Regions from separate parts of the Mus musculus genome. Here all the other regions are linked to region 1. The links are chromatin loops, found by intact Hi-C in ENCODE. Cell type or tissue: left cerebral cortex. All regions are shown on one strand. Each heading gives the region's core, and the rest is flanking DNA. Links, peaks and the distances in the headings are about the cores only. Region 1 overlaps Gm31887 (a long non-coding RNA gene). Region 2 overlaps Nme8 (NME/NM23 family member 8). Region 3 has its middle 35 kb from the start of Gm40827. Region 4 has its middle 48 kb from the start of Gm31887.

Region 1 (8,047 bases), core at 2,589-6,588:
CATTTCTTCAGTCTCAACTCCACACTTTATCTCTGTAACTCCTTCTGTGGGTGTTTTGTTTACCCCTTCTAAGATGGATAAAGGTATTCACACTGTGGTCTTCCTTTCTCTTGAGTTTCATGTGGTTTGTGAATTGTATCTTGGGTATTCCAAGCTTCTGGGCTTCTGGGCTAATATCCACTTATCAGTGAGTTCAACATCCTTAGTCATCAGGGAAATGCAAATCAAAACAACCCTGAGATACCACCTCACACCAGTCAGAGTGGCTAAGATAAAAAACTCAGGTGACAGCAAATGCTGGTGAGGATGTGGAGAAAGAGGTACACTCCTCCATTGCTGGTGGGATTACAAGCTGGTACAACCACTCTGGAAATCAATTTGATGGTTCCTCAGAAAGTTGGACATAGTACTACCTGAGGACCCAGAAATACCACCCCTAGGCATAAACTCAGAAGATGTTTCAACTTTGTAACAAGGACACATGCTCCACTATGTTCATAGCAGCCTTATTTATAATAGCCAGAAGCTGGAAAGAACCCAGATGCCCCTCAACAGAGGAATGGATACAGAAAATGTGGTACATTTACACAATGGAGTACTACTCAGCTATTAAAAACAATGAATTTATGAAATTCATAGGCAAATGGATGGATCTGGAGTATATCATCGTGAGTGAAGTAACCCTATCACAAAAGAACACACATGATATTTTGTGGAATCTTAAGTTGCGTGTGGTTGACTTAAACTCAGTGTCAAAGCCAGGCAGGCCTTGGAATTAACATCCTCCTACCTCAGCCTCCCAAATAGCTGGACCCTCAGGTGTGCCCCCTTCCCCCCCGCCTTATCATTAAGTCTTGACACTTAGACCACCCGTAAACCTCAGCCACAGAGAGTGGACGCAGCTCACAGACTGAGACCAGGGAGAAAGGAATTGTTCTTTTTTCTTTGTAGAAAACACGACTTTCTCCTTTCTCAGGGAAAGTCTGTATCCAGTAGCTATCAAGGACCACTTAGGTGACCCTGACCACTGCACACTCATCTTGGGGATTTGTCTCCTTTCTCTTTTCTAAGATGTTTGAAGCAACCTGGAACGGTAACAGTTAAGAGCACTGGATTTGGGCAATGACCAGAGATTTTCATAGCTCAGTCGTATGAACATGAGAGAAATGATAAAGACTTGCTTTTAGAAGACAAGATCTTACTCGTCATAGGCAACCTCCATGTCCAGTTACAGGATGCTGTGAGTCTCAGCTGAGACTCTTAAAACTGGATCATTAAAGTGTTTAAAATGGTAAACAAGGTTGAATTCCCAAGACGGTGCCAACACATGACCCATTCTGAATATCCCAAGCGAGTTCCACATTTTTCGTGAGAGATCTTCTTGTTCAGTTTCTAGGCAGGCTTGAACCAAACACTAGTAAGAGTCAGCGTGCCTCAGCTTCTCCAGTTGTGTCTGTGTATATTCGTGGGTGGGTCTGAGTATGTCCACAGGCATTCGGGTTACCACCGCAAAGCTCAAGAGTCTGATCTTTCCTTGGGCCAGTTTGAGCATTGCCGTTCTATTGGTCTAAACCAAGTCTGCAGGGATTGTCTACCTTAAGCAGAGACCAGGCTAGGTAGCTAGACCACCATTTATCCAGACATTCCATTTTCTTAACAATCCTACTCACTGTCTAATCAAGAGGATAAAAGCAATATACATTATTGTTGAATCAAAATTAAAATTAAAACTATTCCCCTTTTCATCTCAACACACCTTTTTCCTCAGTGTATGGACCATCAATTCAAACCAGAGTCACAAAATACTAAATTTAGAAGAAAACCAACTCATCAGCCACTTCTCTCACTTTTGAAGTTCGCAAAGTAGAGATTGCAAAGGGGACTGTCTCAACTGAGCCCATGGCATGCACCAAGGGAGGATTGGGACCTGCCTTGCTTCTCAGCCTTTTCCAGTCCTTACTGAGGTCTGCTGTAGAACTTGCCATTTTCTGGAACCTCAAAATAACAACGCAGTGTGTTGCTATACTGATCATGGCCAGAAGAGGGCGATAGAAAACAGTGGAAAAATAAAGGAAACTATCTTTTAAGGAGGAAGCATTCAGTTGAAGACTTAGTAAAATCACCATCCCGTTTCCTTGTTTGAAATGTGACATTCTAGCAAAGATAATAAATTCTGAGTCATAACCTGCCAAGTAGTTTGCTCAGAGCACAGGCTCAGTGAACCAAGTGGCTCCTTCAAATTCTTTTTTGTTTTTAATGTTTTAAATTTGGTGTGTGTGCGTGTGTGTGTACCCGTGTGCACGCGCGCGTGTGATATGCATGTGATGACTTTGTGAGTTTGTATGCCTGTGCATGTTTGTGTGTGAGAGCATGGACACATGCTTGCCACAATGTGCGGCAAGTCAATGACAACCTTGAGTGTTGATCCTTCCACCTTGTTTGAGAAGTCCCTTTGTTGCTCCCCTTCGCGTACACCAGGCAAACCGGCCTCCAAGCGTTTGAAGACTCCGTCTCTGCCTCCGCTCTTGCTGTGTCAGAGCTGAAGTTTTGGGTACAACACATGCTGCACCCGGCTTCACTGGGGTGCTGAGGATCAAACTCATGTGTGGCGAGCGATTTACCACCGAGTCATCTCTCCCGGCCCCCTTTCAAGTTCTTAGTGTACTCTCTGAGAGCTATAGGACATAAATGACTTCCTTCATTTTTCTAAGCTGGAATTTCATCAGAAAAAATTGAAACAAGTGGTACATACCCTACTCTTCGTAGGAAAAGGATAAATATGTCCTACGAGGTGTTTGTTATCATTTAATACATCAAGAATTAACTTTTTAAAAAGCTCCATTAACGATTGAAGTGCTGGGGAAAATGTCTTCCATGTTTTTCTGTCCCCATAGTTTGCTAAATGACAGGAAAACACCCTGCATCCTTTAGTGACATCTGAGTGTGATTCTTTTAGCTTCTGAACTTTTCTTCACATTATTCCCTTTCACTGTCTACTCTGGGATAGATGTTTTGTCTACACAAAGTTCCTGACGTGGCAGTGGCTTCTGCTGGGGACTTTCCGGGCTTGTTTAGTCCACGCCTCCTCGTGTCTAAAGTGACCTTAAGCAGGTAAGGCTTCCTAAATTCCAATTCTCCTGCCCGTCAAATGCAGTTTTTATCTCCCTTGAAGAATTATTATTAAGATTAAAAGGTTATAAAATTTTAAATTGCCCTTAAAACTAACCTATCTATTTCCCCACTAATGTGTTGTTGCAGTTCTCTGCACATCACAGTGGGACACACGAGGAAAAAGTTATTATTGCCTGTGACAGTGACCTTCCCAAAGACACACTTGGCTTGACTGGTCATCCCGCCCTTTTCAACGCTAAGCTGTTCAAAGTTGTAGGTTCCCAGCCAGGTGCTCTAAAGGTGCCCTCCCAGGAGTTTCATCTTGAGAAGTCCCTCTGCCCACTGTACTGTGTGCATGGATCATACTTCGGTTGTGCTTTCTAGATGAGCCCCTCAGGCTGGCTGTGTAGTGTGACAGACAGTCGTGTACCTGAGGCAGGGTTTGATCAGAACTGATGGCTTTTTTTGCTGGATCCAACATGACCTTCGAAGGACAAAATGACAGGGTTCCTGTCCCTGCGACGGGGCCAGTGGATGTCAGCCTCCAAGAGTGTTGATGGCTGCCCTGGGCCTAAGGTTTGATTGTATAATAATGTACACATTTCACACTATGTCCATATTACACATTTCATAGGAATGACCTCTCTGTTAATGTTAATGACTACATGATAATCTGCAAAAAGGTGTGGTTAATGTCTCAGCAAATAATGGTATATACTGGGACCTTCAGGACAGCCCTTAAGGCTGTGGAAAAGAACTCTAAAAACATGAATTCAAAAATATATAATTTATCAATTATGCAAAGAATAAGGATGCAATATGAACTATATGAGGGGCTTCATGAATCTAAAGGAGCAAAGGCAGCCACAGTAATGAGCCTGCTTCTCAGAAAGATACAAAGCCAGGCAGATTCCTGCGTTCAGGGTCAGCCTAGGACACAGCACAGTTAGGCTCAGGTGTGGTAGAAATGGTAATTTCAGGACAAGGTCCCACGCAGCTAGCTCACCATCTGTGCTTACCAGGCAAGCAAACCTCTGAATTCTTTTGCAATGTTTAAAGAGAATATGTGCTTACTGTCTCCGAGGAATTAAGGGGCTGGGATCACGAGATGCTGATTCATGGGATACTGAAGTAAATAACGGGACTGATACGTAAAGTAAAAAGACTGGGCTTATGGCCTGCAGGAGACGAGCTATCCAGAGAATATTTTAGGATAGCAAGAGAGACCTGATTAGAGAACTGTCTCAAGCAGAACACAGAGAGAAAGTCTGGAGGTCTCCAGAGAAATCAGATCAGAGGGAAAGAAAGCAGAACAAAGAGAAAGAGAGCTGGAAAGCTATCTCCAGCAGAACATAGGCTGCCAGATTGGACACAAGTCCTTCCCTCCCCCCTCCCCACCGCTGTTCCCAGACAGCCCTTCCTCAGAACTGCCCCCACCCCCCCCCCCGGGCCAGGCTGACGCCGGTCCTTGGAAGCTTCCTGACATCTTCATGCACATATGTGTCCAGGATACACTCAGTTTCCCTGGACATGGCGCCTAGCCCAGACTCCCAACATTGGTGAGAGATACTTCTGCAGCCTGAGAACCTGCAGGTTGTAAGAGCTGCACAGGCACATGGACATGGACAAGCATCGTCTGTTTACCTCCTCGGAGCCCTGTCTCCTCTGCTATTAACTCCTGATTCAGCCTTCTAGGTCAGTAATGGTTTTAGAGTCACTGTTGCTGTCCATGACCTATCCCAGGCTGGCAGGATAAAAAGTCTATTAATGCTAGTTTCTTTTAATCTTCTATAGTGATAACACACAATTTAGCTCCACTGACACCCTTATAATCTCCTAATATAATCCTAAAGTATATTTTGATGGCACCCCCCTCCCCCCTGTACAAACATACTAAATGTCTGTGATGTTTCAGACTCCGTGGTGAGTGCTCTTAATCCTGATGTATTGTGGTCCCAGGAGATAGCTACAAACATTAATGGCCTCACTGTGCCTAAAACATAATACAGGGAGATCAGACACCTACTTACAAGTCAGGAAACCATGGGGAATGCAGTAATTATAATAAATCATGGTAAATAGACTAATTTCTGTACCATTGCTAGGGAGCATCTCATAGGGGTTGAAATAGAAATAGGAAATTGATGCGTTTGCTATAACCTGCACTTGTTGCAATTCTATAATGACAGGGATTCGGGTCTGTTGATATATGGCCTGCACAATTACCGGGAAAGGCAGAAGACATCTATTTTGAAGCCATATCTATTTCCTTAAGCCAGACTTGAACCAAAAGGAGGTCAGGGTCACCATTTAACGGTCTGCTGGTGGTCCGGTCTGAATCCCTGTAAAATAATCACAAGCAAAATGTATACTCAGCAAGCCAATTAGATGCACAGAAAACCTCGGTGCCTACAGGCAGCATCAGTCAACAGAAAGGGCCCAATTCTGCACAGCACCACTAAAAAATACCCATTGCACAGCCAATGCTTCAAACGCTGAAAGAACAGAATTACAATTGCCACATCCTGCCACACTCTCCTGACTTCTAAACAACCAGCAACCACTTCCTCAACCGTCTAGACATTCGGTCAGTAAAGTGGCTCCATAACCAGCAAGATGCAAGGAGGGTTTTCAGCCCATCAGTTCTAAAGGACAGACTGTTACACTACAGAAATAAGCATTTATTTCTCATTAGCAAAACCGTGTTAATGGTAATGGCTTTTATTTCGTTTAATAAAGATGTGCTTAGCCGGGCGTGGTGGTGCACACCTTTAATCCCAGCACTTGGGAGGCAGAGGCAGGCGGATTTCTGAGTCCAAGGCCAGTCTGGTCTACAGAGTGAGTTTCAGGACAGCCAGGGCTATACAGAGAAACCCTGTCTTGAAAAAACCAAAAATAAAATAAAATAAAATAAAATAAAATAAAATAAAAGATGTGCTTAAGCCTAGTTATACAAACTGAAAATTCACAGACCAAAATGACAATTTCTGTTGCACCAATTTAGAAGAAGTCTTGAATCTGAAGATTCTGAAGAAGGAAGAGTTGACAAGAAGGAAAGTAGAAGCCAATGCAGTTGGCATCTATGCCTTTGGCATGATCTCAGTGGTCTGAGGGCTTCTTTGATCTCAGGTAACTAGATGCTCTAGTTTTGTCTTGTACACTGGTGTCCCAGTCTCAGAGTGGCTCATTTCTAACTGTTAGAAGTTTTAGTGAGAAATATTTTTTTGAATATTTCAGTGTAAATGCTAGAAGCAAGCATGACTACAGGATTGTTATTACTTCCAGGTGCTCCACCCCACCCTGTTGATAGCTAAAAATAAGTATTGAAAGAAATTTAATGTAAATTATATTTTATATATTTTACTAAAATAGCTATATTTAGTATTTGTATTTTTAATTTCCCCTTTTTCTTTCTTCTTTCCAAACACTCCCTTATGCCTCCTCCTTTCTCTCTCAAATGTATGACCTCTTTTCTAATTGACCATTGTGTATACACATATATTCCTAAATGTAATCTACTAAATCTATATAATGCTACCTATATGTCCATTTTCAGGAATGGCTATTTGGTGCTGGATAACCATTAGTGAGTTCTTCCCCAACTCTCAGATTCCTTAGTTGCCTAAAACAGTTGTGTAGGATTGAGGCCTCTTGCTGCTGTCCTTCTTCAGCTCCTCGAGATAAGACTTTATGGGAGTGGCTTCTGAAATTTCTAAGAGACACAATCTTTCCATTCTTCTGGCTCTGACAATCTTCCCACTCCCTCTTCTACACTGATCCCTGAGCCATAGATATGTACTATTTTCTATATGTATTCACTGGGATAGACTCGATTATCCTGCAGTTTGACTGGTTATGGCTTTCCATATTGTTCTCTGTTGCAAAGAGACATTTCCTTGATGAGAGGTGGAGACTGCATTTATCTGTGGGTATAAAGACAAGTAATTATAATATGTTTAGGGATTATGCTGGTTTAGTGAAATGGTAATTGTGCTTCTCCTCCAAGATACAGGACTTCACTACCTCTGTGTAGCTGGCTGCATTTCTAGTACCTGGCATGATTTCTCTCTTGTTGAGTGGGTCTTAAGTCCAATTAAAGTTGTTGGCACCACCAGGGCATGAACACCACCACTTTATCATGAGGTATTTTGCCATACTGGTCATTGCTCTGCCATTTTGGACGAACATTTTTGTCCTTCATATATTCTTGTTGTAAATCCTCTGTCTGACATGTAGGTGGCAAAAAATTATTCTCATTGTGCAGGTTACCTCTTCACTCAATTAACATTGAATAGTCCCTACTGGTGTCTTTATCTTGAAATGTATTCTCTACTTTTTGCTCTGAAGTTCAAAGCTTTAATCTTATAGTGGGTCCTTGATCCATTTGAAGTTGATTTTCAAAGTGAGAGATAATAATCAAGTTTCATTATTCTAGATGCCATCTGCCATCATCCTTTCTTGGAACTATTTGCTAAGTTAGGGTTAGGGTTAGGGTTTGTATATGTGGATATCTGAGGTTTTTATATAAACATAACTATAACAATAATGCCAATAATAATAAATGACAAAAATAAATACTTCTGGTTGTAAATGTGTTACACTTATCATGTGTTGATTTAATCATGATTTTAAAAAATCCCATTAGCAGACATGTTCCTTCTGGTTTGCACCTATGCCTGGGAGTGGAGCCTATGTTTCAATATTCCCCATACCCACACACATCCAGAGAAATCTCCACAACCCTGCCCCACCAGAATTCTGACAAACTTAGGATCTCAAGAGTAGACCCTGTGCTCTGGCTCTCCACACACTCTGCCCACATCCAGAGGCAGGTTGACACCCCCCAGGATTTCTGACATAACACAGGCTCTGAGATCACAGGCTCACAGAAAGGACAGGCTCCAGTCAGAGACAGCAAGGCCAATTAACACCAGAG
Region 2 (8,047 bases), core at 2,697-6,696, 520 kb after region 1:
AGCAGAATCTTAATGTTAGTAAGAAATAATAAGGATCAGGTTAGGTATTAAAGACTAAAACAACAAAATATAGAATCAATCAAACAAAGATTCAGTTCTTCGATAAAGTAAGATGGGGAAATATCTTGTGAAAATAATTAAGAGAAAGAAGACCTAAAGTAGTAAATAAGAGATGGTGATGGGGGAATTTAATACAGAGAAGGATAAGTAAGTACTTTGAAAATTTATGTTTCAAAAAGGGGGAATTCTAGAAGAAATTATTAACCTTCTATGTATGTGTGGTGGTTTGAATATGCTTGGTCCAGGGAGTGGCACTATTAGGAGGAGTGGCCTTTGAGAGGAAGTGTGTCACTGTGGGGGAAGGCTTGGCAAAACTCTGCCTAGTTGCCTGGAAACTAGTCTTTTGCTTGCCTTTTGAACAAAATATAGAACTCGTAGCTCCTCCAGCCCCATGGTTCCTGCCTTGATGATAATGACTGACCCTCTAAACCTGTAAGCCAGCCCCAATTAAATGTTATACTTATAAGAGTTGCCTTGGTCATGGTGTCTCTTCACAGCAATGGAAACCCTAACTAAGACAGTATGTATTACATGCAAAACTTCAATCAAGAAGACACAAACAACTTAGATGGAGCTATAAGTCAGTAAGGTTGAAGCAGGAATACACAAACCTCTCAAAAATACAAGTTCACATCCAGATGAATTCACTGTTACATTCTGCCAAACCTTTAAAGAAGAGCAAATATTAATGTTTCTCAAACTATTCCATAAAATAGAAAAGGAAGGAGTTATTAGTAAATAACTCCTGAAGCCTGCATCACCCTGATAGCAAAGCAGGATACGGATACCACACTGAAACAAGCCGATAGAGCAATTTCCCCAGTGAACATAAGCAAAAGATGCTCCATCAAAGTCTTCAAACAGAATTCAAAAGTATTTTATGAAAACGTACATCATGATCAAGTTGATTTCACTGGAGGATACAAGTTTTATTTTATGGACACAAATCTAGAAGTGTAATTTAGCACATAAATAGAAGACAAGCTACACATGATCACTTCCATCAGAGCAGAGAAAGTTTAGACAAAGTGGAAAATCCTTTAGTAAGAAAAGCCCTGAAGAAACTGAAGATCGAAGGAGCACACCCAAGCATAAGGATGAGCCTACAGCCAACAGTATGCCGGCCACAGAGAGAGTAAAAATCACCTCTTAAACTCTGCAATGATACAAGGATATCCATTACCTCTCCTCTGTGGTGCTTGCCATCTACGGCTAGAAATCTTACATAAAGAAGACACATGAAAGAAACAGAAGGGATACAAATAGGGAGGAAGCCATGTAAATAGCAAGACCCTGTGACCTTAAACAACCTTGTGTACTCTACCAGAAAATTAAGAGCTGACAAATTTCATCGAAGACATAGTGTGCAAAGTCAACATAAAAATCAGCAGTGTTGCTCTACACTGATGACAAACCTGCCAAGAAACCAGGGGAAACATTGTTGGTATCACCTTTCTTTACTTCGTATGAAGGCTTGTCTCTGTGTTTTGTACTGTTAATTCTGTACTGACAGAGAGTGTAGTGCTGGTAGGATTTTGATATTGTTATTTCTATGGCCCATGGCCGGGTCTTCTTTTTTTTTTTTTTTTTTTTTTTTTTTTGACCGCACTAAAGAAATATGTGTTTATTACACTATGCTTTTAACATTGTTTTTCTGTGTGACAAATCTACTTATAAAAGTATACTATAAACAGTATATTGGCATAGCATCTGAAGCCATGTATACTTCATGTTTACTGCATCAGTTGAGTATAGCTAAAGGCCACATTTATTTGGCTGACACTTTCTTTTCTTTTTTTTTTTTAATTAGGTATTTTCCTCGTTTACATTTTCAATGCTATCCCAAAGGTCCCCCATACCCACCCCCCCCCCAATCCCCTACCCACCCACTGCCCCTTTTTGGCCCTGGTGTTCCCCTGTACTGGGGAATATAAAGTTTGCAAGTCCAATGGGCCTCTCTTTGCAGTGATGACCGACTAGGCCATCTTTTGATACATATGCAGCTAAAGACAAGAGCTCCCGGGTACTGGTTAGTTCATATTGTTGTTCCACCTATAGGGTTGCAGTTCCCTTTAGCTCCTTGGGTAATTTCTCTAGCTCCTCCATAAGGGGCCGTGTGACCCATCCAATAGCTGACTGTGATCATCCACTTCTGTGTTTGCTAGGCCCCGGCATAGTCTCACAAGAGAGAGCTATATCTGGGTCCTTTCAGCAAAATCTTGCTAGTGTATGCAATGATGTCAGCATTTGGAAGCTGATTATGGGATGGATCCCTGCATATGGCAATCACTAGATGGTCCATCCTTTCGTCACAGCTCCAAATTTTGTCTCTGTAACTCCTTCTATGGGTATTTTGTTCCCATTTCTAAGAAAGGGTAGAGTGTCCACACTTTGGTCTTCGTTCTTCTTGAATTTCATGCGTTTGGCAAGTTGTATCTTATATCTTGGGTATCCTAAGTTACTGGGCTAATATCTACTTATCAGTGAGTACATATTGTGCGAGTTCCTTTGTGATTGGGTTACTTCACTCAGGATGATACCCTCCAGGTCCATCCATTTGCCTAGGAATTTCATAAATTCATTTTTTTAATAGCTGAGTAGTATTCCATTGTGTAAATGTACCACATTTTCTGTATCCATTCCTCTGTTGAGGGGCATCTGGGTTCTTTCCAGCTTCTGGCTATTATAAATAAGGCTGCTATGAACATAGTGGAGCATGTGTTCTTCTTACCGGTTGGGACATCTTCTGGATATATGCCCAGGAGAGGTATTGCAGGATCCTCCGGTAGTACTATTTCCAATTTTCTGAGGAACCGCCAGACTGATTTCCAGAGTGGTTGTACAAGCTTGCAATCCCACCAACAATGGAGGAGTGTTCCCCTTTCTCCACATCCTCGCCAGCATCTGCTGTCACCTGAGTTTTTGATCTTAGCCATTCTGACTGGAGTGAAGTGGAATCTCAGTGTTGTTTTGATTTGCATTTCCCTGATGATTAAGGATGTTGAACATTTTTTCAGGTGCTTCTCTGCCATTCGGTATTCCTCAGGTGAGAATTCTTTGTTCAGCTCTGAGCCCCATTTTTTAATGGGGTTATTTGATTTTCTGGAGTCCACCTTCTTGAGTTCTTTATATATATTGGATATTAGTCCCCTATCCGATTTGGGATAGGTAAAGATCCTTTCCCAATATGTTGGTGGCCTTTTTATCTTATTGACGGTGTCTTTTGCTTTGCAGAAGCTTTGCAATTTTATGAGGTCCCATTTATCGATTCTTGATCTTACAGCACAAGCCATTGCTGTTCTATTCAGGAATTTTCCCCCTGTACCCATATCTTCAAGGCTTTTCCCTACTTTCTCCTCTATAAGTTTCAGTGTCTCTGGTTTTATGTGGAGTTCCTTAATCCACTTAGATTTGACCTTAGTACAAGGAGATAGAAATGGATCAATTCGCATTCTTCTACATGATAACAGCCAGTTGTGCCAGCACCATTTGTTGAAAATGCTGTCTTTTTTTCCACTGGATGGTTTTAGCTCCCTTGTCAAAGATCAAGTGACCATAGGTGTGTGGATTCATCTCTGGGTCTTCAATTCTGTTCCATTGGTCTACTTGTCTGTCACTATACCAGTACCATGCAGTTTTGATCACAATTGCTCTGTAGTACGCCTGCCTAAGCCAATTCAGAGATGTATTAGAGGCCGTCTTGCTGCTCATTGGTTGTAATAAAGAGCTAATGGCAAAGTAGCTTGGGCAGGAAGTACTTGTGAGACTTCAGGGCAGAGGAGAGTGGTGCATGGCAGGCAAGCAGACATGAGAGATTTGCAACAAACACAGAAGGGAAGAGAGAGCCAAGTGGAGCAGAGAGGTAAAAAGCTAGCCACGTAGCAAAAAAATTAAGATATGTTTAGACGAACTAGCTGAGAGTCAGCCCCAGTGAAAGGCCTAAAACTTTATATAAAAGTCTCTGTGTCATATTGAACCAAGGTGGGATCCATGAACGTCCCACAATATTTGGCACACCAAAGTATGGCATAAATCCAAGTTTAGGCACTTGATTCAGGCATTAGGCCAAAAATTCCAGACAAGGGAGACAAAGGAGAGGCCCCAGATAGAGGAGCAATTGTTGGATGGTTTCCTAGAGACCTCACACTGACTGTGAAGCAACTTTACCCACAGCTGCCAGCAAGCTAGCTGCAGTAGGGTTCTGTCTCCCGGCATGTCGCAGTATGCTGCCTGCAGAAGAGCTGGCTGCTGCTTTCCAGAGCCAAAGGTGGCCAGCGGGGACCTGAAATCAGATCTAGATAGCATAAGCAAGGAGCACCTTTCTGAAACTCAGAGCGACTCCAGCAAATGCTAGCAGACCTCTGAACTGGTAATGTGTGCACAAATGTGCAGTTAGCAAAGGAGAGCATTTAGAGATACTTAGATATGGAAATAAATACTAAGTTTAAAAGAAGCAAAAGAAAAAGTAGGTAGAATCGTTTTGATTCTGAAGAAAGGAAAGAAATGGACTATAAACAGTCCAAGAAAATATTTAATAACAAGGTGAAGTCTCTGAAGAAAGGAGAGAGCTACAGAGATTAAACAAGAAAATATGTTTGTGTTAAAAATATGGAAAACACTAAGGCACTTTGGACCTCATATAATTTTGTTTTGACTCTCAGCCTGGAAATGATTATAACTTGTTCAATAATAGTTATAGTTTTCTATATCCTCTCTAAGGTGGAAATAAAGCAGACTCTGACGAGGAAAAGACTAAGAGATGGAATGCTAGATTAAAGGTAATAGAACAAAAATTATAGAATCCAGTTTTCTCATAGGTCAGAAAAATCCAATCTACAGCCTACACCACCACCTTGTGGCATGATTGCAGATAGCAGTCTAGGCCCATTAGAAAGCCTACAATGATTTTTCTAGTTACAGTAAGAAAATAGCTCCAGATGAGATAAAGCCACAAGGCTATGAAGGATTTAGGTAGAAGCCTATAATAGTGCTATATCTAAAAGATTTAAAGAAGCAACAATGGCCTATGGCATGCATTCTCCATATGTGAAGCAGATACTTAATAATTGGGCCACGCAAGCCATATAATTCCAAAAGATCAGACAGATTTAATGTCAGCAATCTAAAAGCTAGCCCTCAACTACAATGACTAACATGGTGGAAAGATGAGGCTTCAGCTACTGAGAAATGTAATTGGACTAGAGGCATTAATATTGTCAAGGATCAGGTGCTAGGTGAAGGTCAATATGCTGAATTAAGAGTGCAGAGTATGTTTAATGATATCACTTGGAGCAATGTCATATAGTAGCTTTAAGTGCTTGGGACACAGTTGAACAATAGGGAAAACAATATGCATCATTTACAAAGATATTCCAAGGTTCAGACGAACCTTTTACTGACTTTTTACAAAGATTAAATTCATCTGTAAGTAGAGCAATACAATATCCAAATACTACAGAAACTTTACTGGAATTTTTAGCTTTTGAGAATTCTAGCTCTGAGTGTAAAAAAAAGCTGAAAATTATACCCTAAAGGGCCAGATTTTTACCTATTTATGAATGGGTTAAAAGTACTGTAAATGTTGGATCCAATACTTACAATTCAGTTATGATTGGACAGGTAGAGGGTATGAGAGCTCAGGGTGTCCAGTGCTTTGGCTATGGGAGACCAGATTGTTTGCTAAAGGACTGTAGACAAACACTTCTTCTTTTTTTTAATATTTATTTATTTATTATATGTAAGTACACTGTAGCTGTCTTCAGACACTCCAGAAGAAGGCATCAGATTTCCTTACTGATGGTTGTGAGCCACCATGTGGTTGCTGGGATTTGAACTAAAGACCTTTGGAAGAGCAGTCGGCACTTTTAACTGCTGAGCCATCTCACCTTAAACTAAACACTAAACACTAAACACTTCTTAAAGATACAATTTTCTATAGTGCAAATTCAGGGAGAAAGCTTCCTGGGATATGTAAAAGATATGGAAGGAGTAGACCTCCTTCTAGAGGTTTACAAGGCAACTCTTTATTGTTGGAAATCTTCCTAAGGGATTTTGTTCAGGCCCTGACAAAAAAATAACATAAGCCACTAGTTAATTCCATGTTGACCAAGGAGAGACTGTGCTAGAAAGCAACTAGAAAAAATAATGCCTGACAAGACAAGCAGCATTTAACAGAGATAGAGCAGTTCTGACAGACAGAACAAGAAATTCCAAAGATTCCAGAAAGCTGGTATGTTGAGAAATTACTATAAATTATCAGAGACCAAAGTTGAATTTACAATTAGATGAAATTGAGATGGAAGGTCTAGTGAATACTAAAACAGATATAATAATAATTCCACAAGTTTCTTGGAATCCAACTCTCAAAAGGTATCTACACAGCTCCTATTGATTGAGACAGTGACTCAGGAAAAACAACTGTCTAACATGGATTAAATGTACAAGACCAGAAGGTCAGATAGGAAGGTCGAGGCCATATGTGGTAGACATGGCCATGAATGCTTAGAGGAGCATCTATTGCAGCAGTGGGAAACACAGATTAGCATTCCTCCAACTTCAGGGATAAGCCATCCAATAGGAGATGATCTTAATGACGGTTTTGAATAATATTATCAAAACCAGTTACAGACCATCCAGACTGTCCACCGCAGAAGGTGGCTCTCCGAATTTATATGGAAGGCCACTGCTGACAGAGTACCAACTACTTTACCATTAAAATGGTTATCTAACAAGCTTGTGTGGGTATATTCCTTAAATGTTACAGGCTCTAGAATATCTGGTTGAAGAGAAGCTGGAGGCTCAACATATAGAAGAGTCTAGCAGTCTTTGGAGTTCTCTTATATTTGTCATTGAAAAGAAATCTGGAAGATTGAGAATGCTGATAGATCTCAGAGCAACCAATAAAGCAATTTGGCCTGTGGGTTTCTTACCACCTAGAGCCCCTTAATTCTTTTTTACCTATGGCCTATTATAGTAATTGATTTAAACATTGCCTTTCCTCAATATCCATTATGAAATAAGGCAAAGATTTGTTTTCACTGTGCCATATTTAATCATGAAAAATAAACTAAGAGATACCAATGTAGGGTCTTCAGGAATGTTAAAGAGTCCCTTCTGTTGTTAATATTTTGTACAACAGCTCTTAGAAACAATTTTTAAACAGTTTTCTTAATCTATAAATTATCACTATATGGGTGATATCTTACTGGCCCATTCAGATGCAGATACCTTAAAAAATTGTTTGACAACGTTCAGAAAACTTTGCCCTGCTGGTTATTACAAATTGTTCTTGAAAAAATACCAAGAGATTTTATTAATTATCTGGGATATGAACTAGATTTACAGAAAAGTCATTGATGAATTAAATCATCCTTTAGACTTTAAGGACGTGTTTGTCTCAGAATGGAAGTCAGGATGTGTTGAGGAGAAGAACGTTTTATTTTGACAGGAATCAAAAAGATAGAAATTCCTTCAGAGTTAATTAAGATTAGATTTGACCATGGAAGAAATCCTGAAAATCTTGGCTGATGATGTGGAAGAAGAGACCAAGAAGAACAATAGAACAGTGACACAAATGCTGTTCCCCTTACATGGGGACAGCTCAGAGGCCAGCTGAGATGTGAATGCTTCAGGATCAGTCAACAAATCTGTTCTGGTTTCCCGCTCCTCATAGACTATCATTGTATGGCCTCCTGTCACATGGCATGGATAGAGATGTACATTCCAGCTTGGTTATTCAGACCTCGTAGACTTATAGAGCCTGACAGATGCCTTTCACCCTCTCAGACACAGAGCAGAGAATCATCACTAGCTGATTTGTGCACACCGCACATTCCATACATGTGTTAATATAAAAACATCCTTACAATATTCATTTTAAAACTTTGTGTGTTCACCGAAGACCCAGACCAGACATCAATGAAGACAAAACAAGTAGCCCGGGTGGTCCAGCTTTACAGATTGCCTCAATTGCTGTTTCCTCGAAAAT
Region 3 (8,047 bases), core at 4,048-8,047, 270 kb after region 1:
GTAGTTTAATGGCAGAGCTCCTGGTCGAAAGGTATCTCACGCAGGAGACAGTGGATTCGACCACAAGGCTTGGAAGATAGGGGTTTTTATAGTAAAGGAGCTGGGGCTGGGGGAGGAATTGGCGAGGTTTCACATGATTGGTCCATTTAAACATCAGCAGACTGTACATGCAGATAACATTTAACTTAGGTCAGAAGGGCGGGAGATAGGGAGGTGCCAGTCTGGACATGTCATTCTCTTTATCTTTATGGCCAAGCAGCCTCAGGAATGTCTTAACGATGGGCCTGCCTGGGCATGTCCTGGCCTGTTCTGCTATGTTCTCAGCCCCAGGTTTCAAAGCTCACAAACAACTTTTAGGTCTATTTGACATAAATTACATGAATCACAGGTCTCAAGTTTTATTTTCTTTCATGGTCAGGGAAGCTTCCTCTTGTTTGAAAATTAAACTCTGATCTGATCTTACAAAAATGCTTAGTTTTAGGGCCTCTTTCCAGACCAGATAAAGTCTTGTCTTTGTCAAAGTGTCGCCTGTACTGAAAAACTACTTCAAGTTTTAAAGCATACACCTTTGTCACCATGAGTCTGTTATACTTTCCATGCTTGAAGTCCCATTACTACTTCCAGGAGTCACCTACACACTCGGAAGAGAGTGGTACTATGCCATCCTTGCTTGGATAGTAAACTGTCTCCACCTCCAGGCTTATACTTTGAAAAAACACTCCTTTCCAGAAAGTGCCATTCCTTGGAGTTTCCTACCACCTCAGGCTCCTACAGTCTTTCCAACTCATCTTCTTCATAGTTCCCTGAGCCTGGAGGGGAGGGGTGTGATACCAAGGACCCCCTTAGGCCTGAGTGCTCCACAGTCTCTCACTCTCTGCTTGTTGTTCATTGAGAGGCTCTGAGTACATTACTATACTCTTCAAAAACAAGCTCCTTTGTTGAGGGCTCAGCCCCACAGTATAACAATGTCATTGGGAATTTAAAAAAAAAAGATTTATTTATTTATTTATGTATTTACTATGTACACAGTATTCTGCCTGCATATATGTATGAAGGCCAGAAGAGAGCACCAGACATCATTGTCCATGGTAGCCCCTGTGGTTGCTGGAAATTGAATTCAGGACCTCTGGAAGAGCAGTCCTTGCTCTCAACCTCTGAGGCATCTCTCCAGCCTGTGGGGATGGTTTTATTGTTATCTTCTTTTAGGCACCATGGACTGATGTGCATATGAACTACAGAGGCTGTGCCAGCATCCACAAGACCTCTCTACAAGTTCAAACCAGGAAAGTCCCAGAATGAAGAGGGAGAAGTGAGCACAAATCTTTCTTCTTTGTGAGACAAGCTGATCTTTTGCAAAAAGCTCTTTTGTTCTTGGTTTCTGCTTTAGTGTTAGTTAAGGAATGGCAGTATTCCTGATACACTACTGAGAAACAGTGAGGGAGGAAATTAAGGAATTGCTACATAAATTAACCTAGAAATACAACCCTGCCGCAGAAGGCTGTGTGGCCAAATGATCTTCACTGAAATTAATTTTTTAGACCTGCAGGCTCCTTCCCACTGCTAACTCTGAGAAAGCAGTGATTGGATTTGGTTATGCTATAACTTAGAAAAAATGTAATTTTTTTTTGTGGTTAGCTTGCATATATACACTTTCTCTAAGTCAGCAAAACAGACAGTTCATCTGATGTTCCCTTTCCTATACTTGCCTGGCCGTAAGAACCACCAGAGGCACCAGATGAAGCACAGAGTTCTGCTCTGGCTCCCATACACTCACGGAGAGGGCTTCTGAACACCTCCCATCTTTTAAAGATGCCCCGAAGGAGCGTCATAGTCAAGGGAGTTTGTAAACACTAGAGTCATTCAGCTTATAAACACTGTAACATGCATTTGCAATCTCTCCCTAGAATAAACAAATTGGTTCTGGCATGTATGCTCATCTGGCGTCTTGAGTTTCTGATTCAAAATTCCAAGTTTCTCTCTAGCCCAGCTTCTGTTCTATATAACTACTCATTGAGTTTGCATCCTTAATTAAATTAGAATGGCTGTTGCTTCTAAGTTATTGTGCATTCCTATTTTAAAAGAAGAATATGAGCCATATGCAAAGGAATAACCTAATTTTTACATAAAGGGAAGGACTGCTCTTTTTTAAGGTGTTGTTATGAATCTTATGGAAGTACACCATATGACTATTGCAGAGAGGAGCATGAGAACCTGTTTTGTAGATGTGTGTATAGCTGAGGGAAAGCTAAGCACTTTTTACAGTATACATAATATACATTTTATCCAGGATCCAAATTAAGATAATTTCTAAGGACAGCAAATTCTGACACCATGTGGAGATGAAAATCTTGCAAATTCATGTTGTAGTTCAAAAACAGAATCTCCAAGAAATAAATAATCTTTTTTTAAAAAAAGAAATCTTACAAATGTTTTTCTTTTTTAAAAAATTTTAAAAATTTTTATTAGATATTTTCTTTATTTACATTTCAAATGTTATCCCCTTTCCTAGTTTTCCCCTCTGAAAACAAATGTTTATCTTAATGTCTTGAAAACTAACCCTGCAGGCATTAGATTGAGATTGTACATAGAGAATGTAGGACACAGCATCCTCTCTGTTGAAAGTAATAAGTAAAATTCAGCGGCGGTACATGCCTTTAATTCTAGCCCTTGGTTAGGCTAACACAGAAGAGCAAGCTCAAGTCTAACCTAGGCTACGTGGACAGATCCATTCTTAACAAGCACTAGAAGGAACATACAAAATTGTCCACAATACTGTGACAGGATTTCCGAATGAAACAGTGACATCCTTGTATGGAAACAGTGTGCACTGGAAGGTGAGGAAAGTCACAGTTCCGTACATCCAGGTCCTAAGAACACTTTACAATGACGTCATCCTCACCTTTCTCCTTTGATGTGTTTGCTTAATAGTGTCTTCTCCCCACATACATTGTTTCAAGCAACTACCACACATAACACCTCTAAATAATGAGAACATCATTCTATGAAATGAGAAAGTTAAGTTTCAGCAACACACAAATCTATTTTAGGGGTATTAATACTATATAAACGGTTTAAACAGCAAAAACATGCCATATATCCTATCTTGCCAATGTGAATTTTTCGTTTTTTTTAAATGTAATTTTATTTATTTACATTTCAAATGTTATTCCCTTTCTTGGTTTCCCCTCTGCAAACACCCTATCCTAACCCCCCTTACCCTGCTTCTATGAGGGTGCTCCCCTACCCAACTGCCCACTCTCTACACACAGCCCTAGCATTCTTCTACACTGGGGTACCAAGCCTTTACAGGACCAAGGGCCTCTCTTCTCATTGATGCCGATAAGGTCCCTTCAGCTCCTTCACTCCTTCCCCTAACTACTCCATTGGGGTCCCTGTGCTCAGTTCTGTGGTGGCTGTGAGTCTCCACAACTGTATTGGTTAGGCTGTGGCAGAGCCTCTCAGGAGACAGCTATATCAGGCCCCTGTCAGCAAGCATCTGAAAGAGTCCAGATATAGAAAGCTCCTCCATGGCCGGAAGGAAGCACTTACTGCTCAAACATAAAAGTGTCATTGGGAAAGACCAGTGGCTTCACAAAGTGGATACTCCCAGATTTGGTTTCCCCTTTCACAAAGTCATATGTCTTCTAGCAGGGCTTTGTCCCGGGGAAGCAGAGGACAAAAGTGCACCACTACTTTTCTGAAAAGAGCAAGCAGCATCCAGAATGAGCAGGTGGGAGGGTGGAACAGAAGCAGCTAGAGGCTCTGGTGGGAAAGGAGACCAATTCCGGGGGCCCAGGTGGGTAAAGGGACTTCTGCAGTGAGTCAGAGGTTGGAAGAGGAGCAACAAAACGTTTCTCTGCAATAAAGGCAGAGCCAAAAGGAAGATGATCCTCTGAGAAATGGAAGGTTGGGAGGTCATGGAGAGGGTAGAGGGCTTCACAGTCTGTGATTTTAGAACCAACACACATTTTTGAGGCCTACATTAACCAGGCTGCCCTTTCAGCTCAATGAGAGAGGGAAAAGGCCCGCAAAAGGGTTTCAATCACACCCAACTGCGTCTTCATCAGTGACCCAGATCAATAACAGCAGAATGGAGAGCAGGGCTACTGACTCAACAGTTTTTCTAATTCCCATCCCATTTTCCTTAGCATTTAAGGAGAATTTGGTTCAAAGTAACTATTAATTAGATCTTGGAAAGTGCTGACTACATAGAAGAATGGGTAAAGCCAACATGTAAACTTCCCTCAAACATCACCCAACAGATAAGGATCGCAAGCTACCACCAGCAGGGCTGTTTTCAAGGTGTTTGTACCGCAGGAGTTTCCATTGCACATTTATTTCAATACTTTTTAATAAAATGCTATGTGATGGAATAATCTGATACTAAGTGTAATGTTTAAAGATGGTCAGAGACAGGATGACTTAGGCTGGAGGTTTTGAAACACTATGGAAAAGTGAAACTCTTGGGCTGTTCTCATTAACGACTGTGGATAACCACGGCTTTGCCAAATCGGCAAAGTATGCAAATGGAAGCGTCATAGAAACAGTTTTTGGAAAATGGAAAGAGTAGATTTATGATTTCTTCTTCTCCCAGCACAGATTGTTAGCATTTAATTTGATTTTCCTTTGTACCCCTAAGCATTACTACCTACAGCTCCCACAGGAACCAGAGCACACTAGGTTTGTTGCTTTGTAGTTAAATATCCATTATCTTTGAAGACTTCCTTAATCCTGTCAGATTAGAAGCTGCCTCTACATGCTGTGCTCTTGATTGCTTCATATCACTCCAGCTTTCCTACTTCTTCATAGGGGACCGATTCTCCGACCTTTGGGAGGAGAATAAAAGGCTCTTTTTAAAAAATTATTGGTTATTTTATTTATTTACATTTCAAATGTTATCCCCCTTCCCAGTTTCTCCTCTGAAAATCCCCTATTCCAACTCCTCTCCCTACTTCTATGAGGGTGCTCCCCTACCAATCCACCCACTCCTGCATCATCGACATAGCATTCCTAAGCTGGGGCATCAAACCTTCACAGGTCAAGAGCCTTCCCTCCCATTGATGTCAGATAAGGTCATTCTTTGCTATATATGCAGCTGGAGCCATGGGTCCCTCCATTTTTTGGTTGGTGGTTTAGTCCCTGGGAGCTCTGGTCAGGGGAGGGGAGTCTGATTAGTTGATATTGTTGTTCTTCCTATGGGGTTGCAGACCCCCTCAGCTCCTTCAGTCCTTCCCGTAGCTCCTCCATTGGGGTCCCCGTGCTCAGTTCAATGGTTGGCTACGAGCATCCTCATCTGTATCAGTAAGGCTCTGTCAGAGGCTCTCAGTAGACATCCATATCAGGCTCCTGTCAGCCCGCACTTCCTGGCATCTGTAATAGTGACTGGGTTTGGTGGCTGCATATGGGATGGATCCCCAGGTAAGGCAGTCTCTGGATGGCCTTTCCTTCAGTCTCTGCTCCACTCTTTGTCCCTGTATTTCCTTTAGACAGGAGCAATTCTGGGTTAAAATTTTGAGAAGGGTGGTTGGCCCCATCCCTTAACTGGGGGCTGTGTCATACCTCTGGATATGATCTCCACAGGTGCTCGCTCCCCTTTGTTGGGTATTTCAGCTAGTTTCATCCTTGTTGGGTTCTGGAAGTCTCTTTCTTTCCTGGCGTCTGGGACTTTCTGTTCGCTATCCCCAGTTCCCCATCCCCCATTGTTACACACCTCTGTTCATTTACCCAACACTATGTACATTTCCCCTGTCTCCTCCCACACCTGATCCTGCCCCATTTTCTTCCTCTTTTCCTTCTCTCTTCCTCCCAAGTCCCTCCCACCCTCTACCTCCCATAATTATTTTGTTCCCTCTTCTAAGTAGGGCTGATTGTGTTATCTCACACAGGATGATATTTTCTAGTTCCATCCATTTGCCTGCGAGGCTCATCGCCCATCTAAGCAACTTTTCATTTTGGCCTATGCTAGTGAAGTTCAACCAATACCACCATGAACTACCCTGTCCTTTACTTTGATAGTTTAGAATATTGCTGTATTCTAAGTGTGATGTTTTTAAAAGTCCTAGTTTTTAATCTTTCCAATCCCTCAACATAGTTAAGGTGAATTGAGCTGTCTGATAGAATGAGATAATCTACAAATTACTGTTTCCAAATGCTGCTGCTCAACCAAGAGCTGAAGACATTTAGGAAGAGAAGCTTTCTGATCAGTCAAATGTAAATGTTTCATGATTTAGAAAGGATATCAGCTTGCTTTGATTTATCCCACAACCTTCCAGCTGCATGACCACCTCAAGCAACGAAGGAAGAGAAGTTCTAGGCAACTGAATTTTTTAAACAAAGGAACACTAAAAAAGAAAAAAAAAAAAGGCAAGTTGAATATTCCTCCCTGTACCTTAAATCATGCCAAAATAGAGGATAGAAGTACAAAATTGGCTTTGATGAATCCAAACCAAAAATGGGGGTGGAGACAGAGACTGATCGACAAGCTAGTGATAAACTTTTAGAATCTTTGCCTACATACATTAGTTATAAATGTATTGAATTCTTTCAGCACTCTTCTAACTCCAAAAAAATAGCCTTGCTCAGGTATTTTAACCTGTGGTCCTAAAGCATCCTTACTTATATGCCCTTCTCCAGACCTCAAACTCAATGGTATCTGTCATTCTAAGTAGACCTCTAAGCAATAGTCTGCAGAATATGTATTTATCTGGTTCTCTTCTCTGTTAGATATTTTTCTACAGCTGGTGAGAAGTTCACTCTGTGAGACAGAGCTACTGAGTAGAGTGAGCACTAGAGGATACATGAGGGTTTTTTTTTCTTCCCTTCCCTGAAGGAAAATGGTTTCCTCAAACTAATTACAAAAGATAGGAGAGGCTTCATGATGGCCTGTGGTTCTGTTCTGCTTCACTGCATTCTGTAATAAACACTCTGGTCGCAAGACTGAATTCTGATGAAATGACACCATGCTGCATGTCACTCCGCAGCCACAGCAAAGAGGTCTCCATTTTCATCCGCAGCAGCCTGGAGCTCGGGATCCCACCATACTCTGTGAGAATCGAAGTACGACAGCACATTCTGACCCTCGGATTGCCTCCAAACCACAAAGAACAGCCACGGTGTCAACAGCCTTCCTTCCTTCCCTCTGACCAAGCATTCTGAAGTGATGCCCTGGAAGTGTAACATGCTGGCTGCGGGGGTGAGTGGCTTGGGAAGATGATGTTCTTTTCTTTCTAATAAAGCACAGGAAACCCTGGAGTGGTGAAACTCTTTTCACTTTCCCTAACAGGTGAGAAGGCTAAAGTGCTAGGCAATGAACTTTGCTCATTAAAAGGACAAAGGAAACAAAAAAGCGTTTGAAAGTCTCTAAGATTCATCTGCAAATGTAATCTTTATCATTTTTCTTCACAATGTGCTCTACACTGTTGTAAAAAGAATCACTTAGCAACACCCATAGTGATAAATGGGTCCTTCGAGTCAGTTGTCTTAACTTATATGAAACTTAATACTACGGTAACAGAAAGTGTTCCTCGAGGGCCAGTGCTCCAGAATGGATTGGCAGAATGTGTGTCAATTCCACTTCCGGAAGTTGTTGGATGTTCCTAGTTGGTGAAGGCCATGTTTTGCCTGTGTTCAGAAGTTGGGTGTGATTATTTATAATTGGATAACACTGATGTTCACAAGCCCGATGTTCTAGCTCCAACACAGGGCATAGGTAGGGTTGGGGCTTTTGAGAAATAATAACAAGATTTGGAGATAGGTGGCAGAGACTGAGTTGGCACACATAGTTCATTTCAACTATGATTGACTTTTCAAATTTATCTCTCTGAACAGTTGAGTACTATCTTTATTTCTGTGATACTATATGTCTAGGGCAAATTTAACTATTAGTCATGGCCATTTTCATTCTGTCTGTTTCGTGGTACTCAGTGCTAAATGGTACTAAGTAAAGATACTTAGCACTTTATTCATTCTTGTCATCTCAAATCTCTGCTTAAGGCTATAGAATGGGAATAAACTTTGAAAGTAATCTTTTTTTTTTTCTAAATTGGAA
Region 4 (8,047 bases), core at 1-4,000, 78 kb after region 1:
CTTCAATATCAAAGTGTTTGTCATTGTGCTGTATGTGTGTTATTATCTGATGCTCTGTGTATATCATGTATATATAAAGCAACAGAGAGGTTTGCTATGTGGTGCAGGAAGGTTGGGAATACGCACTGCCTTTCTTTTAGTTTTAGTTATTTGCTTATTTTTTTTCCATTTTTATTAGGTATTTAGCTCATTTACATTTCCAATGCTATACCAAAAGTCTCCCATACCCACCCACCCCCAATCCCCTACCCACCCACTCCCCCTTTTTGGCCCTGGCGTTCCCCTGTACTGGGGCATATAAAGTTTGCGTGTCCAATGGGCCTCTCTTTCCAGTGATGGCCGACTAGGCCATCTGTTGATACATATGCAGCTGGAGTCAAGAGCTCTGGGGTACTGGTTAGTTCATAATGTTTTTCCGCCTATAGAGTTGCAGATCCCTTTAGCTCCTTGGCTACTTTCTCTAGCTCCTCCATTGGGAGCCCTGTGATCCATCCATTAGCTGACTGTGAGCATCCACTTCTGTGTTTGCTAGGCCCCGGCATAGTCTCACAAGAGACAGCTACATCTGGGTCCTTTCGATAAAAATCTTGCTAGGGTATGCAATGGTGTCAGCGTTTGGATGCTGATTATGGGGTGGATCCCTGGATATGGAAGTCTCTACATGGACCATCCTTTCATCTCAGCTCCAAACTATGTCTCTGTAACTCCTTCCAAGGGTGTTTTGTTCCCATTTCTAAGGAGGGGCATAGTGTCCACACTTCAGTCTTCATTTTTCTTGAGTTTCATGTGTTTAGGAAATTGTATCTTATATCTTGGGTATCCTAGGTTTTAGGCTAATATCCACTTATCAGTGAGTACATATTGTGTGAGTTCCTTTGTGAATGTGTTACCTCACTCAGGATGATGCCCTCCAGGTCCATCCATTTGGTTAGGAATTTCATAAATTCATTCTTTTAATAGCTGAGTAGTACTCCATTGTGTAGATGTACCACATTTTCTGTATCCATTCCTCAGTTGAGGGGCATCTGGGTTCTTTCCAGGTTCTGGCTATTATAAATAAGGTTGCTATGAACATAGTGGAGCATGTGTCCTTCTTACCAGTTGGGGCATCTTCTGGATATATGCCCAGGAGTGGTATTGCTGGATCCTCCGGTAGTACTATGTCCAATTTTCTGAGGAACCGCCAGACTGATTTCCAGAGTGGTTGTACAAGCCTGCAATCCCACCAACAATGGAGGAGTGTTCCTCTTTCTCCACATCCACGCCAGCATCTGCTGTCACCTGAATTTTTGATCTTAGCCATTCTGCCTGGTGTGAGGTGGAATCTCAGGGTTGTTTTGATTTGCATTTCCCTGATGATTAAGGATGTTGAATATTTTTTTAATGCGTGTGTTCTCATGTAGACAGATCCACACGTGCATCCACACATGTACCATTGTGGCTCTGAGGACAATCATGACTGCTGATCTTTAGGCACCACCCATCTTGATTTTTGAGATGAGTCCTCTCCTCAGCCTGGAACTTGCACATTTATACAGGCTAAATGGTCAGGGAACTTCAGGGTTTCACCTAACTCTACCTCAACTCAAAGGTTATAAGAAATCTCATGTATGGAGTAAAAAGAGCCCAAGTGGTGAACTGTGGAATGAGAATTCTATCGGTGCTGCAGAATTGTATAATTCCCAAGGATTAGATGAAATGAGGGCAGGGCACAAGAGCCCTGTCCTCACTGAGGAACACTTGGAAATCAATATGTGCTGAAAGAGAAGAGTCATTTTCTTCTTCCGCATATTCCGTGTGTGTGTGTGTGTGTGTGTGTGTGTGTGTGTGTGTGTTGCACTACCTTTACTCATTCATCCAAATACAGAATTATGAGGTTATAACATCCTCTCTGATGGGGTAAATGCTCATAGAACATGAGAGAGCACACATACCTTGGCAAACTCAAAAGTCATTTAATTTTCTTTGGTTTTCCACTTGGGAAATTAGCAGCGGTGTCTCTTGGCAGGTCTACTCCTGACTGCCTGAGGTCTCTCCACTATGATTTCTATAAGGGCTTCACCAATTCCTATTACCACCAACAGGGCAGAAGGCTTCTTTTCACCTCATCCTTATCAGACACTATTCTCTTTGACTGTTAGTACCTTCCTATCCGGAGTGGTGTGGGCAGCTTTCTAGGATGTGGGAGGCATGTTCTACACTGCTTCTCACTGAGAGATCCCAGAGCCGAGACAATGAAGATGGAGGCAGAACTCCTGCTCCAGATATCTCATTCTTATTCACTTCATTTTCAATTCTTCTTTTAAAAGATTCGTTTTACTTTTAGCTGTGTGTACATGCTAGTTACTAGTACATACATTTAGTTATGTGTAAATGACTAAACATAACTTGTGTTTCGCTGTGTGGGCACATGCACTTTGGATTGCAGGAGTCTGCAGAGGCCAGAAAGGGTCAGAATCCCCTGGAGTTGGACTTCCAGGCAGTTGTAAGCTGTCAGTGCTGAGCTATAGCCCAACTCCAGTCTTCTGCAAGAGCAGCACACACTCTCTTTGCCACCTTCATGTCGTTCACTCAAAGAATAGAAAGTCATACCCAGTGTAGTGGCTCCTTCACAGGAGCAGGAGGATAAGGAAGCAGTGGGGGGGGGGGGGAGGGACACACATAAAACAGCCACTTGCACAGGCATTTTTGTGTCCTCTACATAAGTTTCCTGTCATCTGCAAATCAGCTGGCATCTCCTGAACACCTGTGCCTGTTGCCCACAGGCCAGGCCTTCATCAGTGGCTCATTTCATCCAATCCTTGGGAATAATACAACTCTGAAGCACAACTAGCACTCTCAATCATCATCATCATCATCATCATCATCATCATCATCATCATCATCACAATAGTAATAAGTCAGCCACATAGTTACACAGGCTTATAGACTGTACATCTTAGAGGACTGAAACAAGGATATATCTTGAGAATAGAATGGAGACCAGCCCAGGCACCAGAGTAAGGCTTTGTCTCAGAACAGATAAATGAAAGTAAGTAGGCAGGAGAGAGTGAGGACTACAGAAGCGAAATAGCTTCTGAGACAGGCCCCGTTTCAGGCTCCAGACATCCTGGCACCTTCTCCACCAGCATAACAAAGGATCTTATTCCTTCTTTTTCAACAAAACCATTTTTCACTAAGTAAACCATAAAATTAAGAAGTTTCCAGAATTTTTAACATGTAAAATATGTGGTTGTGTAACCAACACATATCATCTGTATATAGTAATATTTATAGGGTAAAATGGGGCATTTATTTTGTTTTACTTTACTTTGATATAGTCCCAGCTGGCCTTGAAGCTGGTATTGATCTCAGGATGACATTGAACATCTGATCCTTTTATGTTCACTTCTCAAGGTCTGGGATACATGTTTGCTAACAGATGTGTATGTGGTGCTGGGCATCACACCCAGAGCTGAGCAAGCAGTCTGCCAACTGAGCTATCGCTGATCCAGAGGGATGGTACTTTAACTGACTCAGAGAATTGGAGTAGCTGTCCACAGTCTTTCCAGTCTGCTGAGGAACTTTAGACATTACTCCCAATGCCTAACTGGGCCTTGCTCCTCCAACCACACTGTCCCCATTCCTTTCTCAGTCATTATTTTATTCTCTACATATCTGACACCAATTATCAAGCATCCATACAAAAATAAGATGTGAATGCCTCTTATAACAGTAATGAAAATAAGTGACATACACCACTTTCTGTGCCTCACTGATTTCATGCAACATGGTTATCTTTCCATATTAGTATTATTGTTACAAATAATACTATTTGCTCCTTTCTGACAGGTAAATAATATCCAACTGCACCCATACATGTGCGCACATATTCTCACCCACACCTCATGCTTTCTTCATCCATTCATCCGTGGATAGATAACAAAGCTGATCCAAAGCTTGGCTCATGTGAGTCCTGCTGCAAAAACCATGCAGGATCTAATATCTCTTTGACAAGCTGATTTCTTTTCCTTAGGGGCCCATGCACAGTACGTGTGGGTGACATGAGTGGAACTATACTTCAGTCCATAAATAAGTAGAGTAAAAGTTGAAGAAAATGTAAATGTCCGGTATCTCCATGGACTATTTTTTTTCCTTATCTGGATCATTACACTTAAGAGTTCTGTGTTATTGAATGGTGTTGAATTTTACTTTTCTTTTCCTCTGTCTCCACTTGTCAAAGGGAGAAGAACACAGAACCCACTTCAAACAGCTGCAGATAAGGTTAAGTCAAGGCAGGTAATGAGGCTTGTCAAATGCCTAAGAAATCCCCAATGGCTGTGACACACTAATGGTCACCTTAGACTTGAGTGTTAATGCTATCATTGAATGTTAATGATAGCTGTCTCAAGCTGTGTACACTTAAGCTCTAACCTTGTATACACGAGGAGACAAAACTTTGAAAAGACTGTCAACAATTTCATTTAAGTTTATTTCTTTGAAGTTCCTTTATTAGAAATAAAATGTAATTACCCAAGCCAAAACTTACTTTTCATTTGATAGAAGAAAACACAAAATTATCCTTTTGCTTGTGCACAGAGTGTCAGCAAAGTATAGCAACTCCTAGTACAGAACATCACAGTCAGCCTTTGTATGTAGATCTTGAATCAATCACAAATCACACACACACACACACACACACAAAAACACACACACACACACACACAAACACACACACACACACACACACACAAATCCAAACAAATGAAAAAAAAAAAGACAGAGAGAATATAGCAAAGAGAAAAGTTCTCTTGAGCATATAAAACAGCATTTCTTCATAGTCTCCAAGTAACAGTTATGTTACAGTTTAGTGAAGAACTGACTGGGCCACTCTCCCTACTCTGAACCCAAATGAAGACATACAAAAGATGTCTCTCTAGACCTTTAACCTACAGACACATCCAACGTTCTGCTGTGAGGCAGGAAACCCCAGAACTGCTCAGAACGGGAGCAGATCATGACCAACCCTGGGGGAATCTATGGACTCTGTGTTTTCCTGAGACAACAGGACAGCCCCACCCTCTGGCTGGTGACCTGAAATGCCAGCCTGCAGAGCACTTCCTGCCTCCCTGTGAAGCAGCCCGACCATTGCGATGCTGCTCCTGAGAATGTTCACCTCCTGCTGCTGCCTCTGGGTTTGTAAGTGGACATTTCTGGGTGCAGGAGGCAGTGAACTCATCCTCATTTCCATTTCTTCAAATACTGTTTTCTTTGCTCATGAGAACTTTTCCCTTTGCTTGCAGTTGGGCTTGGGCAGCTGGAGCAAACTGAATTATCGGTCACCAGAGCAACAGATGAGAGTGCGCAAATATCCTGTATAGTTTCTCTTCCATGTTTCTCCAACACAGCTATACATTGGTACCGGCAAAAACCAAATCAACAGTTTGAGTATCTAATATATGTCGAGACAAACTACAATCAACAACCCTTAGGAGGGAAGAACAAGAAAATTGAAGCAAGTAAAGATTTTCAAACTTCTACCTCAACCTTGAAAATAAATTACTTGAAGAAAGAAGATGAAGCCACCTACTACTGTGCAGTCTGGATAAACACAACATTAGAGCCTCTAGACTAACCTGCATAAGAACCATCCCTATCTGTGCCCACCCACATCCTCTTGGCAAACACAGCTACTTGATTCTCAGCCAGGGGCTACTAAAGCCTTCATTGCTCACAGCACTTTTTGGGCTTCCAGGGAACATACTGGGTTCTATTTCCCCAGTGAGGTCTTAGGTCCTATGGATTACCAACTAAAGACAGAATAGCCTTCACACTAACTCAGTGAGGGTATCTAAGAGCTATTCAAATAAAGGCCGGGGAGCTCAAAATGTGATATGGTCTTTTGTTAATTCTATGCACAGAGCTTTGCAGTAACTGAATGGCTTGGAATTAAGTCAGGACAGGGTTAAAGATGAGGAGAGACAGGAAGCCCACAGGGATATTTACTGCTACAGTTTCCCAGTACCTTTATACACACTGGGGATTTTCAGAGATTACGAGATCTCCCGATAGTTAAAATTTGTAGTTTATAATGAAGAAAACTAGTGACCATTGCATCGCTAACTAAATAATCAGCTCAATGGGAGAATATTAGAGACCAATGTACAGGTTTTGGGAGGCAGGTCAGTGTAACAAAGCTTGGTCCACACCCTGGACTCATGGCTTTTACTTTAGTGATCTCCATGGACAGTCATGAACTCAGAGCAAGAGCATCAGGGAGGGGATGCAGTGGGTCACAGAACAAATTAAAACAAAAGAAAAAACAAAAAATAAAAGGGTAGGCTGTAGTTGTTGACTGCTGAGGAAGAGGGAGATTTCAGATGAGGTGGGTAAGAAAGATGGGGGCTAGTTAGTGTGACTACAATATGTTATATGAGTGCATGAAATAATAAATTAACAAAAAAGGAAGAAATCTCCCTGCACCTCACAAAACAACAATATAAGAAACAATCTTTGACAATAGTGATTATTCTGAGTTTAGAGTGGGATGATTGAGCACATCCAAGAAATAATGTGTCAAAATGCTAAAAGTTATGAAGAAAAAGTTCCTGTCCCATGTCCTTGGAATCTACTTTCTGTGGACTGAAGTTCCCAAAGGAGAGCTGTCTGTTAGAACATCCATGATGGTGAAGAACTGCAGTGTTGTGGTCTTGATGCCAAATCATCCTGAACGATCTTTAATCAGTTAATCATTTTTAATTGTCCTAGTTTGTGTTTAATGGGCATTTTTATGACTAATTGATAAATCCTTCTGGAATATGTCAACAGGCCACTAGCTGGCACTGACCCAAAGGCTAAGCATGATGTGAGATATTACCTGATGCCTTTGGTAGAGGTTCCCCCATTTTGCTATAATCTATCTACCAGATATATTTACCAAAGTATTTGAAAAGTACCATGATTCATGACTTCCTTTTGATTGATTACTACAAAAACATCATTAAGCTGTTTCCAGGTTGGAATATAGCATTTGTTATAAACTCAGTCCATGATTCTGGAAAATGAACACTTATTGTTCCCTCTAAAATTCTTCTCTCCTTTTACCTATTAAAGTTAGAGTTATATTTTGGAATAATACATATAATTAATCTAATCATGCAATTAGTGTAGAAAAATTCTGATTTCAGAAAGTATCCTTAGGTAGATGTTGTGCTGATCACCTTTGGGAGGCTGTAGCAGGAAGAGCATGACATTGAGGGTAGCCTGGGCAACACTACTTCAGAGGAGGAGGAGAGAGAGGGAGAGGCAGATAGAGACCGACAGGCAGAGAGAGAGACAGAGAGACAGACACAGAGAGGCACAGAGACAGACAGAGAGAGACACAGAGATAGGTCAGGAGAAGGCAAATCAGAAGAAAGGAGTTTTTTTTTTTTTTTTATTACTGATACTATTAGTCTTAATAAGAGTGGTAACTTTTAACATGGGACTATGCATAGTATAGGTAACTTTTATTCTATGGTTTTATTTAAGATATTTCCATGTCTTTGCCCTAGAATTCTCCTCATTCTCCTACCTCTTAACTTATAGATTTGCTCTTTTCTTTTTGTTGCATCCCTGTGCTTCTTAAGATTTACTATGCTTTGACTGAGTGATCCGACTTCTCTAGCTTGTCTCCAATCACTGGTATCCTAATGTGCCCATGATTATTCTACTGATGAGACTTTCCACTTAGTTTTTTATTTGATTTATGAAGTTTTTACTTCAAGCATCATTTTAGTGTGACTTTTCCATATCTCTATATTTGGTTCAATTCTATTTTCATATTCTCAATTGCCTTTGATATTTCATTTGCTTCTTCTCTCTGAGCATTCATCCAGGCATTTTATTCTTATACTCTCTGCATCCATCTGGAAATGAGTTCATGTTCTCTTTGAAAATATTTGTATTTTCCTGGAAAATATCTATAATTTAAAAAATATTTTCCTGAAGTTTTGTCTAAATTGCTCTAACTGGGGATTACATTTTTAGTACTTTAGAAGGAAAAATAGTCTGTGATTGTGACAGAGCT

What was found. Peaks named below come from ENCODE experiments on the same cell type or tissue, not always from the same donor. Only the 100,000 strongest peaks of a DNase experiment are listed, where the experiment ranks them.
Region 2: a loop joins it to region 1, with 6 times the contacts of the local background. A loop is called at or near these places in 21 of 42 quality-filtered maps.
Region 3: a loop joins it to region 1, with 5 times the contacts of the local background. A loop is called at or near these places in 9 of 42 quality-filtered maps.
Region 4: it touches region 1 in a loop (2.8-fold over the local background); 6 of 42 quality-filtered maps call a loop at or near these places.

What each region holds. Positions count from the first base shown.
Region 1 is chr13:19,156,673-19,164,719 of GRCm38, forward strand. The region is part of intron 3 of Gm31887 (a long non-coding RNA gene); the gene reads right to left. Among named protein-coding and RNA genes, the nearest start is that of Gm31887, 33 kb to the right of the region's middle. In left cerebral cortex, for the core only: no CTCF peak of the experiment used is centred there; a DNase peak (open chromatin) is centred at 4,109.
Region 2 is chr13:19,679,247-19,687,293 of GRCm38, forward strand. The region is part of intron 8 of Nme8 (NME/NM23 family member 8); the gene reads right to left. Among named protein-coding and RNA genes, the nearest start is that of Nme8, 14 kb to the right of the region's middle. In left cerebral cortex, for the core only: a CTCF peak has its summit at 4,920 (motif pointing left); DNase peaks (open chromatin) are centred at 4,199 and 4,920.
Region 3 is chr13:19,426,524-19,434,570 of GRCm38, forward strand. No RefSeq gene overlaps it. Among named protein-coding and RNA genes, the nearest start is that of Gm40827, 35 kb to the left of the region's middle. In left cerebral cortex, for the core only: no CTCF peak of the experiment used is centred there; no DNase peak of the experiment used is centred there.
Region 4 is chr13:19,237,713-19,245,759 of GRCm38, forward strand. It overlaps Tcrg and Trgv3. Among named protein-coding and RNA genes, the nearest start is that of Gm31887, 48 kb to the left of the region's middle. In left cerebral cortex, for the core only: no CTCF peak of the experiment used is centred there; a DNase peak (open chromatin) is centred at 2,223.